Regions from separate parts of the Homo sapiens genome. Here region 2 is linked to region 1. Evidence: chromatin loops called from intact Hi-C (ENCODE). Cell type or tissue: IMR-90. All regions are shown on one strand. Links, peaks and the distances in the headings refer to the core of each region. The heading gives the core; the rest is flanking DNA. Region 1 overlaps FIRRE (firre intergenic repeating RNA element). Region 2 overlaps FIRRE (firre intergenic repeating RNA element).

What was found. Peaks named below come from ENCODE experiments on the same cell type or tissue, not always from the same donor. Only the 100,000 strongest peaks of a DNase experiment are listed, where the experiment ranks them.
Region 2: a loop joins it to region 1, with 11 times the contacts of the local background. A loop is called at or near these places in 8 of 110 quality-filtered maps.

What each region holds. Positions count from the first base shown.
Region 1 is chrX:131,725,719-131,731,100 of GRCh38, forward strand. The region is part of intron 8 of FIRRE (firre intergenic repeating RNA element); the gene reads right to left. Among named protein-coding and RNA genes, the nearest start is that of FIRRE, 100 kb to the right of the region's middle. RefSeq lists enhancers at 2,759-3,048, 3,239-3,388, 3,489-3,548. In IMR-90, for the core only: CTCF peaks have their summits at 3,102 and 3,771; DNase peaks (open chromatin) are centred at 3,063 and 3,793; H3K4me3 peaks cover 1,428 bases; H3K27ac peaks cover 787 bases.
Region 2 is chrX:131,776,544-131,781,925 of GRCh38, forward strand. All of the region lies in intron 4 of FIRRE (firre intergenic repeating RNA element), which reads right to left. Among named protein-coding and RNA genes, the nearest start is that of FIRRE, 51 kb to the right of the region's middle. RefSeq lists an enhancer at 2,186-2,525. In IMR-90, for the core only: a CTCF peak has its summit at 2,217; a DNase peak (open chromatin) is centred at 2,198; H3K4me3 peaks cover 544 bases; H3K27ac peaks cover 391 bases.

The DNA of each region.
Region 1 (5,382 bases), core at 119-5,118:
ACAGAAATAACCAAATTTCCTTGTATAAAGCTACTAACCCAAGTAAATCAAATAATTAAATATAAAGAAAACAGTGTTAAACCAGCTAATACTAAAATTGTTTAAAATAGTTTATAACCAATGCTTGATCCCATATTCCTAGGAAAACAATTAAAGTTTCAGGTACATTTGGCCACCTGGTTGGCCATTTAAACATTTTATAAAGGGATATCATTCAATTGTCATTTCAATGCATGTTTTCTGGTTGTATAAAAGCTTTCCTATGCAACAGAGCTGATGTTCTAATAGTAGATTATTATGCTACAGTGTATTTTCACCAGGTTAAAAAAAAGGCTTTTTATGGTTTGGATCTTCTGAGAACATCAGAAAAAGACTGTCCTTGCCATCCACACTACAACAAAACTTAGGGACCTTGAGCTTTGGGTTCATGGTCTTGCAACTAAGAAGGGTTCCTCCACACTTTTGGAACTGTGCACCCATTGTAACCCTTGAGGTAAAGCTAACCAGGGAAATTTCTCCCAAGAAGAAGATGGCATCCTTGATGTGAATATCTTTCCCAAGGTCACAGATTAAGACTTCTAGTGACATGAAACTCTTCTCTTTGAAAGTTTTTTTCTTGCTTATGTCTCTGTGAACAATAGAAGTGGAAAAGTGTCTGTTATGTGCACTAATAGGGTGTACTTTTATTTGTGAAGGAGCTTCCAGCCAGCCTGCAAGTGTAAGGTTACATGGATAAGCTTATACTTTGGTAGATAAAGGATAAAGGCCAATGTATGTAAGAAACTTTAATGGTACATGCATTGCCTCATAATCAGTCAAAAGCAGAACATTGGTTCATTCCTCTTGGCCCATTTCATTGGTTGAAGAGAACACTGCCAGAGGGCCTTCACTCTTCTCAAAGGGCATCATTTGTTAAGTCCTTTTTCCATGATTTGGAGTAAAAGAAGCAATGATTGGAAATATATCCCTCATGATAGGTTCTATAGCAAATTCTACTGTAAAGGCTGCAGTTGCACAGTGATTCTAAATTCTCTTGTGAAAGTTGGGATAGAAATGGCTAAACAGAAAAAGTATCTGTGCAGCTGCTGGCACTTGTGGCCTATGGGGAAATACATCAAATGAGGATTATAAAAATTCAGTAGTGGCCAGGCATAGGTGGCTCACGCCTGTAATCCCAGCACTTTGGGAGGACGAGGCAGGCAGATCATGACATCAGGAGATTGAGACCATCCTGGCTAACACGGTGAAACCCTGTTTCTACTAAAAATACAAAAAATTAGCTGGGTGTGGTGGCGGGCGCCTGTAGGCCCAGCTACTTGGGAGGCTGAGGCAGGAAAATGGCGTGAACCCGGGAGGCGTAGCTTTCAGTGAGCCGAGATCGCGCCGCTGCACTCCAGCCTGGGTGACAGAGCGAGACTCCATCTCAAAAAAAAAAAAAAAAAAAAAAAATTCAGTGATCGGGAATTGATGAAGAAATTGCTTCATTAAGTGAGTAAACTCTTTATCTAGCTCATTCTTTGATCTGTTTGGTTTTAGGAGGTTTGGTTTATGGAGATCTTGGGTAAGGGGCATACTCCAAATTCTTGGTATATCCTCTAATAATAGTCTCCCTGGTGTGCTGCGTTCTCTCAAAGGTTTTAAATGCTTGCATGCAGCCATCTCTAAAATGAAATATAGTTTCTTTTCAACTGGAATAACAAGAGCCAAAAGAATCTGCAACCATGAGGACACCGTAACCTATACCTGACGTGCTGAGAATGAAAACCCAAAATAATAGTAACCAAGAGTGGCACTAAGGCCCTAAGTTTTGGTCCCACTCTCACTCAAGTGAAAACCTGAATAAAGGGGAATTTTTTAAAGAAAATTATGGGAGGCCATTGTTTTGGACTGAGCTCATGCACTAGGCCCCTACAAACCAAACCAAACCAAACCAAAATGGAGTCGCTCGTGCTAAAACTTTAGGGAAACGCATAGATTCTACAAGAGACCAGGTTTTGTTTTTTTTCTCCTGCATATCTCTATAAAAAACATTTCTGACAGCATAGGTATCAACCCCCTGAAGTTCCCATTAAATCTTTTAGCCAAATTCATTTCCTCTCGCCTAGATAATCATCAAGCTTCAGATGATCATGCAACCACGGTTCCAGCCAGTTCCAGGTGAAGACACCACCCCTGGCCATCAAGAAGCTACCCTGCCTCCACGAGATAGAGCATGGCGAGAGTTCCGTGATTTCCAATAGGTAGGGACTATGCCCCAGGTCGGCATGAAGCAGTTACAGAAGAAAGCTCTTCAGTCCCTCTGCCTCACATAAAGATTTATGGGGATCAAGTCTCTCAGCGGGGAGATGAGGCAGGAGAATAGGGCCTGGAGGCAGGGGACCTAAGGCTGTTTTACGCTGACTTCCTAGAACTAAATTGAAAGGAAAACCCTCACTTTCAACGCCTAAGTAACAAAAGGACCAGAGGCTACTCCCTTTGACCTTTTCTGCACTACAGATGGAAAATTGGCTGTGGCAACAAATTAGGCTGACTTCTGGCCTAGTCTTCGTTTGCATACAAGTATAACTTTGTTAACTTCACCCTAGCCTCTGATTGGTTGCTTTTTGCAACCAATCAGATATTTGCACAGGAGTGTGACCTTTGTAACTTCAGTTTAGCCTCTGGTTGTCTCCTTTCTGCAACCAATCAGATTTATTTCGGGCGACCACTCCACTTACATGAGGTGGCCAATGGGAAACTTCTAGGGGGTATTTGAACCAAAGAAGATTCTGTATCCAGGCCCTTGAGCCTCTGCTGAGGCCATCTCCCACAGTGTGGAGTGTACTTTCGTTTTCAGTAAACCCTTGCTTTCATTCTTTTGTTACTTCATTCTTGCTTTGCTTTGCTGGGCATTTTATGCAATTATTTGTTCAAAACGCCAAGAACCTGGACAACTTGCAATCCTGACCCTCTACGGGTCACAAACCCAAGTTGCACCCAACTGGACAAATCTCCAGTAATCCATGTTCAGTGGCGCCTTTATCTCTGGAAGGCGTTTTTTCAAACAGAAAGGGCGGGAGAAAAGGGCTCCAAGACAGGGCTTGATTGAAAATGTGGAACCCTACTGCCACCGTGAGGAAATCGTTTAAAGACGGAATACGCCATCATGGCGTCCTTCTCGGAAAGCCTCCCTGTGGGGGAAAGGCTGATCTGTAGGCCCCCAGGCTATGTCTTCCTGCCTTTTCCTCTAAGGCCTGAAAAGAGACAGGGACATTGGCGGTATCTTGGTGTAGAATCTGGAGAGTGCGGGGTTTGGAGTGAACCAGCAGCTGCCAGGAGGTACTGGCACAGGAAGTCGTGGAGCGGAAACTTGGTTCCTCCGGTGTGGGGAGGACAGTAGGGAACCAGTCAAACACACATAGAGGCTCTTGTGGGCATCTGTCTCTTCTACCTGCCCTTTGGAGCAAGAGTCAGCAGGCTTTCACTTGCTAGCATCTTGCTATGGGTCTTGGGGTTTCTGGTAGCATCAATATCGCTCACAAGGAACACAGTTATTCCAAGGGAAGTTTACAGGATTTGCTGTTAGAACCTTCACTCTCCAGGTTCTACAGCAAGGTACCGCCAATGTCCACGTCTCTTTTAAGGCCTTAGACGAGAAGGCAGGGACTCTGAGCATGGAGCCCAAGCCTCTTCCACCTCCCCACAGACCAGACCTTCCCCAACAGGTAGTCCTCACAAGACGACCCATGTAATGGCGTAGGGATCCGTTAAATGACATCCTCGCGATGGCGGTAGTGCATCAGATATGCCAGAAAGCCCTGTCTTGGAGCACCGCCCCCTTCTCCTGCCCTTCCTGTCTGAAAAAACGCGACTCATAGACAAAGGCGCAACCAAACATGGATGCCTTCTATTTGCCCAGTGTGGAGCCTGCTAGTCTTACTGCTGCACTTTTTCATTTTGTTTTCCACTTGAAATCAAACCGAGGCCTAAAGCACCGGTCCTCATCAGGAATCCAGTTCTTCCAGAAATTAAATATCCTCCTGACCTACTCTGTGTGGGTTTGATTTACTTCAGAGTTACAGGTCCAGTAATTTCCGAGGCATCAAACTGTCTCCTTCAGGGAATACATTCAGTGGATGAACTCACAAAAAAGAGAAAAGGAGCCGGGCGCGGTGGCTCACGCCTTTAATCCCAGCACTTTGGGAGGCCGAAGCTGGCGGATCACCCGAGGTCAGGAGTTCGAGACCATTATGGCCAGCATGGCAAAACCCTGTCTCTACTAAAAATACAAAAATTAGCCGGGCGTGGTGGCACAGGCCTGTAATCCCAGCTACTCCAGAGGAGGAGGCAGGAGAATCACTTGAACCTGGGAGGGGAAGGTTGCAGTAAGCGGAGAGCGCACTATTGCACTCCAGCCTGGGCAACAGAGTGAGAGTGTCTCAAAAAAAAAAAAAGAGAGAGAGAGAGAAAAGGGCTAAAAGCTTGAAAGCTTGGAAAAGAACTCCAGCAAAAAATTTAAAAATCCCAGAGGTCTTCGCCCTGGCTCCCCTGTCAGGCATCCAGGGAATTCTTCCTATTCTAAGAGCCTTATGTGGTACATCATAGGCAACAATTTGGCATGAGCCATTAGAGGAGAAACCAGGTGACGCTCCTTACTGCATGCCATATATACTCCAAATGCCATGATACTCATAGAACATATGTTCAATTCATATCAAGGTGGCTCAGGGTTTCATCTCATGGTCTCATCATTTAACATCAAAACACAGCATGTGCCCGTGCCATTACATATTCTTCAAGTATTCCCTGAGACTTTATGGGGTGTGTGTTTGTGTTCGTGTTTGTGTGTGTCTCTGAGAGTTTTATAATTGGTCTTTTAAGTATAAGGATTACAGTATTCTCCAACTAGTAAATTAAAGAATAATGCTTGACAAAGATTAAGAAAAATCCATGTATTAACACAGAAAACCGCTACCATACAACTTGTCAAGGTAACTCATGAACTTATGGATTATTTCCATGCATCTTTCAAAATGTGCATACATTAACTTCATGCAAAAAAATAAATCTGTGTAAAAAGTGGATTACTGTGTACATAGTGGTTTGGATCAGACCAAATGTGTATTTTAATGAAACTTTCAGATGCATGAATTAATTCAAATGTCACCAGTACTAAGTCTTATATGTCAACATTTCATGCCTTCAATATAAATAAAGGTAAATCTTAACATACAGCCTCAGGAAAATTACTTTAGTAAAGTAGACAATATCAGCTCTTTGATTTTTTACAGCTACATCACTACACATTTCTAAAAAAAAGTTCATGAAGAGACAAAGACATCAGAAATTATGGCTACCTAACATTTTGCTCAATTTGTGTAAACAATTTCCACTCTTAACCAT
Region 2 (5,382 bases), core at 107-5,106, 51 kb after region 1:
GTCATTGATGTCACTTTTGCTACCTGTTTTTGAATTTGTAGGAACACTCATCCTTCTTCAAAATGTGCCTGACAAAATAGTCACATATGAAAAAGTAGTTACAGATAGATAGGCAATGAGCACGGCAGGAAAGGGCTCTCCCTGACCCAGTAGGAATGTCACATGATGGTTCGGCAATGATCACATTGCCCCTCTAAAAATGATAATTTGGTAGCCTGGGAGAGACAATCTCCTGATGATCCACATCTGTTAATATTAAAAGTACGAATTGAATGCAGGCCACAGGGAGAAGCAGCTTCTTGGGCATGCGTATTAAGACACAAAATGGCGAAATATGATGTTCCGGGTACATGCCACCAGAAAAAAGAAAAAAGCCTCAGATGGGCATGTGTATAACTCCCTAAACACACTGCACAGTGCTCAATTCCAAAGGGTAAGGAGGGCACTGCGCATGCGGAAAGCTCACCCTAAAGGAAGAATCATGAGCAAGAGGTAAGCCTATAAGGTCCCATGATCAAGGTTAAAAGGTCTTTTTGTTCTCTTGGCCATTCAGGCACCCACTTGGATCTCTTCCAAGGGTTCTTTCTTTCCTTTCTTTCCTGTTCTAAAGCCTGTTAAATAAACTTCCACTCCTGCTCTGAATCTTGCCTCAGTCTCTTTTCCTGCTTTATGCTCCTCAGTGAAGTTCTTTCTTCTGAGGCGCCAGGACTGAAGTTCCTCTGGACCTATATGGATATGCCGCCTGTTACTCGGGGTAACTCGGTTCACTGCCACCGCTAACAAAGTGAGATCATGGGTAATGCTACCTCCCACAGACAAGCACTTTTAAAATGTGGATTAATTTTCAATCCTTTTCACTCCTTTTGTTTCCCATCCCTTTATGTGTAACAACTCCACTAAATAAATAAATAAATAAATAGAATGGCCGGGCACAGTGGCTTACGCCTGTAATCCAGCACATTGGGAGGCCAAAACGGGATGATCACCTGAGGTCAGGAGTTCAAGACCAGCTTGGCCCACATGGTGAAACCCCGTCTCTACTAAAAATACAAAAATTAGCCGAACTTGGTGGAACCCACCTTTAGTCCCAGTTGTTCGGGAGGCTGAGACAAGAGAATCCCTTCAACCTGGGAGACGGAGGATGCAGTGAGCTGAGATCGTGCTGCTGCACTCCAGGCTGGGCGACAGAGCAAGACTCCATCTAAAAAAACAAAACCAAAAAACAACTCTACTAGAAGATGTAAAACTTTAGGTCCTTTCAGTCTTTAGACAACTAGATGCCCTTGAGACTATCAGCAAACATACTGGCTCCTGCTTTATCACACCTGGAACAGGCCTGTCTTTGGTGTTCTCATACTGCTGCAACAAAGGACTGTGATACAGTAACACTGCCTGAAAGCCTGCTAACTCTTGCTCCAAGGGACAGGACAGAACACACACACCCATCCCCCCCACACACAGCATCTAATGTCTCAGGAAATCCCTGAAGAGTATGTAATGCATGGGAACATGCTGTGTTCTGGTGTTAAATGTTGAGACCATGAGATGAAACTGAGTGATCTCGATAGGAACTGAACATAGGGACTATGAGGATCACGCCATGTGGAGCATATAGGCCAGGGAGTTATGACTGCTATCTGGTCCTTACTCTGTGGCTCATGCCAAATTGTTGACTACAAACAACACTTGAGGCTAGAACATGAAGAACTCCTAGTTTTCTGGGAGGGAAACCAGGTCAAAGACCATCAGGATTTGTAAATTGTTTGCCAAAGATCTCTTCCTAGTTTCAAATAATTTTTTCCTTATTGCACTTTTATCCACCAAGTTTATCACCTGAAGGAGACAATTTGATGCCATGGAACTTGCTGGACTGTAACTGTGTGAAGTAAATCCTATCCAGATGGAACTTGCTGGACTGTAACTGTGTGAAGTAAATCCTATCCAGATAGACACAGTGAGGAGTATATTTAATTTCTGAAAGAACAAGATTCCTGAGGAGCATGGGTAGTTCAGGCCTCATTTTGTTTTCAGATGGACAGAAAAATAGCAAAAATTCAACAGTAAGACAAGGTTGCACCAAACAGGACAAATCTCCATGCAGCCAGATTTGGTGGCGCCTTTTTCCTCTGAGTGGCGTTTTTTCAGACATAAAAGGCGGGGGAAGAGTGCGCCAAGATAGGGCTTCCATGAAAAATGTGAATCACTACTGCCACCGTGAGGAAATTGTTTAAAGACAGAATCCGCCATCACACACTCCTTCCCAGGAAGCTATGGGGGAAGGTCTCAATTGGGCCGAGGTGGAAGAGGATTGGGCTCCAGACTAGGTCTTGTTGCCTTCTCCTCTCAGGTCTTAAGAGAGCTCTGGACATTGACGGTATCTTGGTGTAGAAACTGGACAGTAAGGGGCTTGGAGTGAGGCAGCGGCTGCCAGGCGGCCCCGGCACAGGAAGTCGGGAGCGGGGCCTCGGTTCCTCCTGGTTTGGGCAGGACAGCAGGAACCCACTCAAAGTCGAATTCTTGCTCTTGTGGGAATCTGTCTCCTGTTCCTGCCCCTTAGAGCAAGAGCTGGCGGGCTTTCCCATGGTGTCATCTTGCTACAGGTCTTTGGGTCTCTTGCGGCATCAGTATCCGCCCACAATTGACAGGGTTCCTCCAAGGGAAATTTACAGGATTTGCTTTCCTTCACTATCCAGGTTCTATACCAAGACACCGCCAAAGTCCAAATCTCTTTTAAGGCGTTAGACGAGAAGGCAAGGAGGATCAGCATGGATCCCAGGCCTTTTCTACCTCCCCACAGACCAGACCTTCTCCAACAGGTAGCCCTCAGGGGAAGGACGTTGACGTGGCGTAGGGTGTCTTTAAACTATCACCTTACGATGGGACTAGTGCTCTAGATGTGCCAAGATGTGTCTTGGATTCCCTCTTCTCCCGCCCTCCCTGTCTGAAAAAACGCCACCCAGACACAAAGGCACAAGAAAATATGGCTGCCTTGTTTTTTGCCCAGTTTGGAGTCATCTGGTCTTACTGTGTCACTTTTGTTTCCCATCTGAAATCAAACCAAGGCCTAAACCACCCACCCTCATCGGGAATCTTACTCCTTCAGAAACTTAAAATCTTCCTAACCTAGTCTATATGATTATGAATTACCTCAGACTTACAGGTCCAGTAGTCTCCATGGCATCAAACTGCCTCCTCAGGGGATAAATTTGGGGATGAGGGCACAAGGATAAAACTGCTTGAACCTCAGAGGAGATCTTTTCCAGCAAACAAGTTACAGACCTTGGTGGTCTCTGACCTGGCTCCCCTTCCCGACAACCAGGAAGTTCTTCATGTTCTACCGCATGTGTTGCATTGTAGGCAACAATTTGGCAAGAACCATAGAGGAGGAACCAGAAAGCTGTCATTGCTACATGCCATATGTGCTCCACATGGCATGATACTCATACTACATATGTTCAGTTCCTGTCGAGGTTACTCAGAGTTTCATCTCATGGTCTCATCATTTAACATCAAAACACGGCATGATCCCATGACACTACATATTCTTCAGGTATTTCCTGAGACTTTAAGTGGTGTGTCTGTTTGTGTGTGTGTGTGTGTGTGTGTGTGTGTGTGTCTATTTTTAAATAATTTGTATTTTAGATATAAGTCTTACAGTATTCTCCTACTGGTTAATTAAAGAATAATGCTTGACAAAGATTGAGAAAAATCAATGTACTAATAAAGATGAAAAGCACTACGATACAATTTGTCAAGGCAAAAAATAACCATTTGGATTATTTCCATATATATAATATATATATGGAGTATTTCCATATATATAAAATATATATATGGAGTATTTCCATATATATAAAATATATATATGGAGTATTTCCATATATATAAAATATATATATGGAGTATTTCCATATATATAAAATATATATGGAGTATTTCCATATATATATAATATATATATGGAGTATTTCCATATATATATATATAGAAATATATACATATATATATACACATAGAGAAATATATACATATATATATATATATATATATATACACACATACACTTTTTCTCTTTGGGGGGAGCGAAACTTTTTCTGTCACCCAGGCTACAGTGCAACGGCGCAGTCTCGGCTCATTGCAACCTCCAGGTTCAAGCAAATCTCCTGCCTCAGTCTCCTTAGTAGCTGGGATTACAAGCGCAGGCCACCAGACCTGATTAATTGTTCTGCATTTTTAGTAGACATGGGGTTTCGCCATGTTGGCCAGGCTGGTCTCGAACTCCTGACCTCAAGGCATCCAAAATCCTTAGCCTCCCAAAGTCCTGGGATTACAAGTGTGACCCACTGCACCCAGCTATAGATACATTCCTAATTTCATGCAAATAATAAATCTGTATTGAAATTGGGTTACACTTTACATTGTAGTTTGGAGCAGATCACATGTATATTTTAACAAAGCTTTCAGGAGCATGAATTCATTTAAATATCATCAATACTAAGTGTTGTTTTCAACATTTCAAGCCTTCAATGTAAATGAAGGAAAATCTGAAAAATATATGTTCAAAAACATTCCTTTAGAAAAGTAGACAGTATTTATTTATTTATAATTTTTTTTTTTTGAGATGGAGTTTCGCTCTTGTTGCCCAGGCTGGAGTGCAATGGCTTGATCTCGGCTCACCGCAACTTCTGCCTCCCAGGTTCAAGCGATTCTCCTGCCTCAGCCTCCCAAGTAGCTGGGATTACAGGCATGCGCCACCAGGCCCGGCTAAATTTGTATTTTTATTAGAGATGGGGTTTCTCCATGTTGGTCAGGCTGGTCTCAAACTCCTGACCTCAGGTGATCTGCCCACCCTGGCCTCCCTAAGTGCTGGGATTAGAGGCGTGAGCCACTGCACCTGGCCAATTTTTTGTTTAAATTATAACAGATGCATCACAATGTGCATTTTGGCTCTCTAGAATACATATTTGACTACATGTTTGGTTTAAGGTTCTGACATGTTAGAAGTAGAGTAACATACACTTTACTTTGTCATTTATCTTACCGTGTGGTAAGTTTAATCCTCAAGGTTCTATAATTTTTCTTTTCTCCCTAAATCAGAGGCAGGGAATGGCTGTTTATGAGGCCACAGAGAATGCAATTAAGATCTTGTGATGGGCCAGGCACGGTGGCTCATGCCTGTAATCCCAGCGCTTTGCGAGGCCAAGGCAGGTGGATCACAAGGACAGGAGTTCGAGACCAGCCTGGCCAATATGGTGAAAACCCCGTCTCTACTGAAAATACAAAAATTAGCTGTGTGTGGTGGCGCATGCCTGTAATCCCAGCTACTTGGGAGGCAGAGGCAGGAGAGTTGGTTGAACCCGGGAGGCGGAGGTTGCAGTGAGC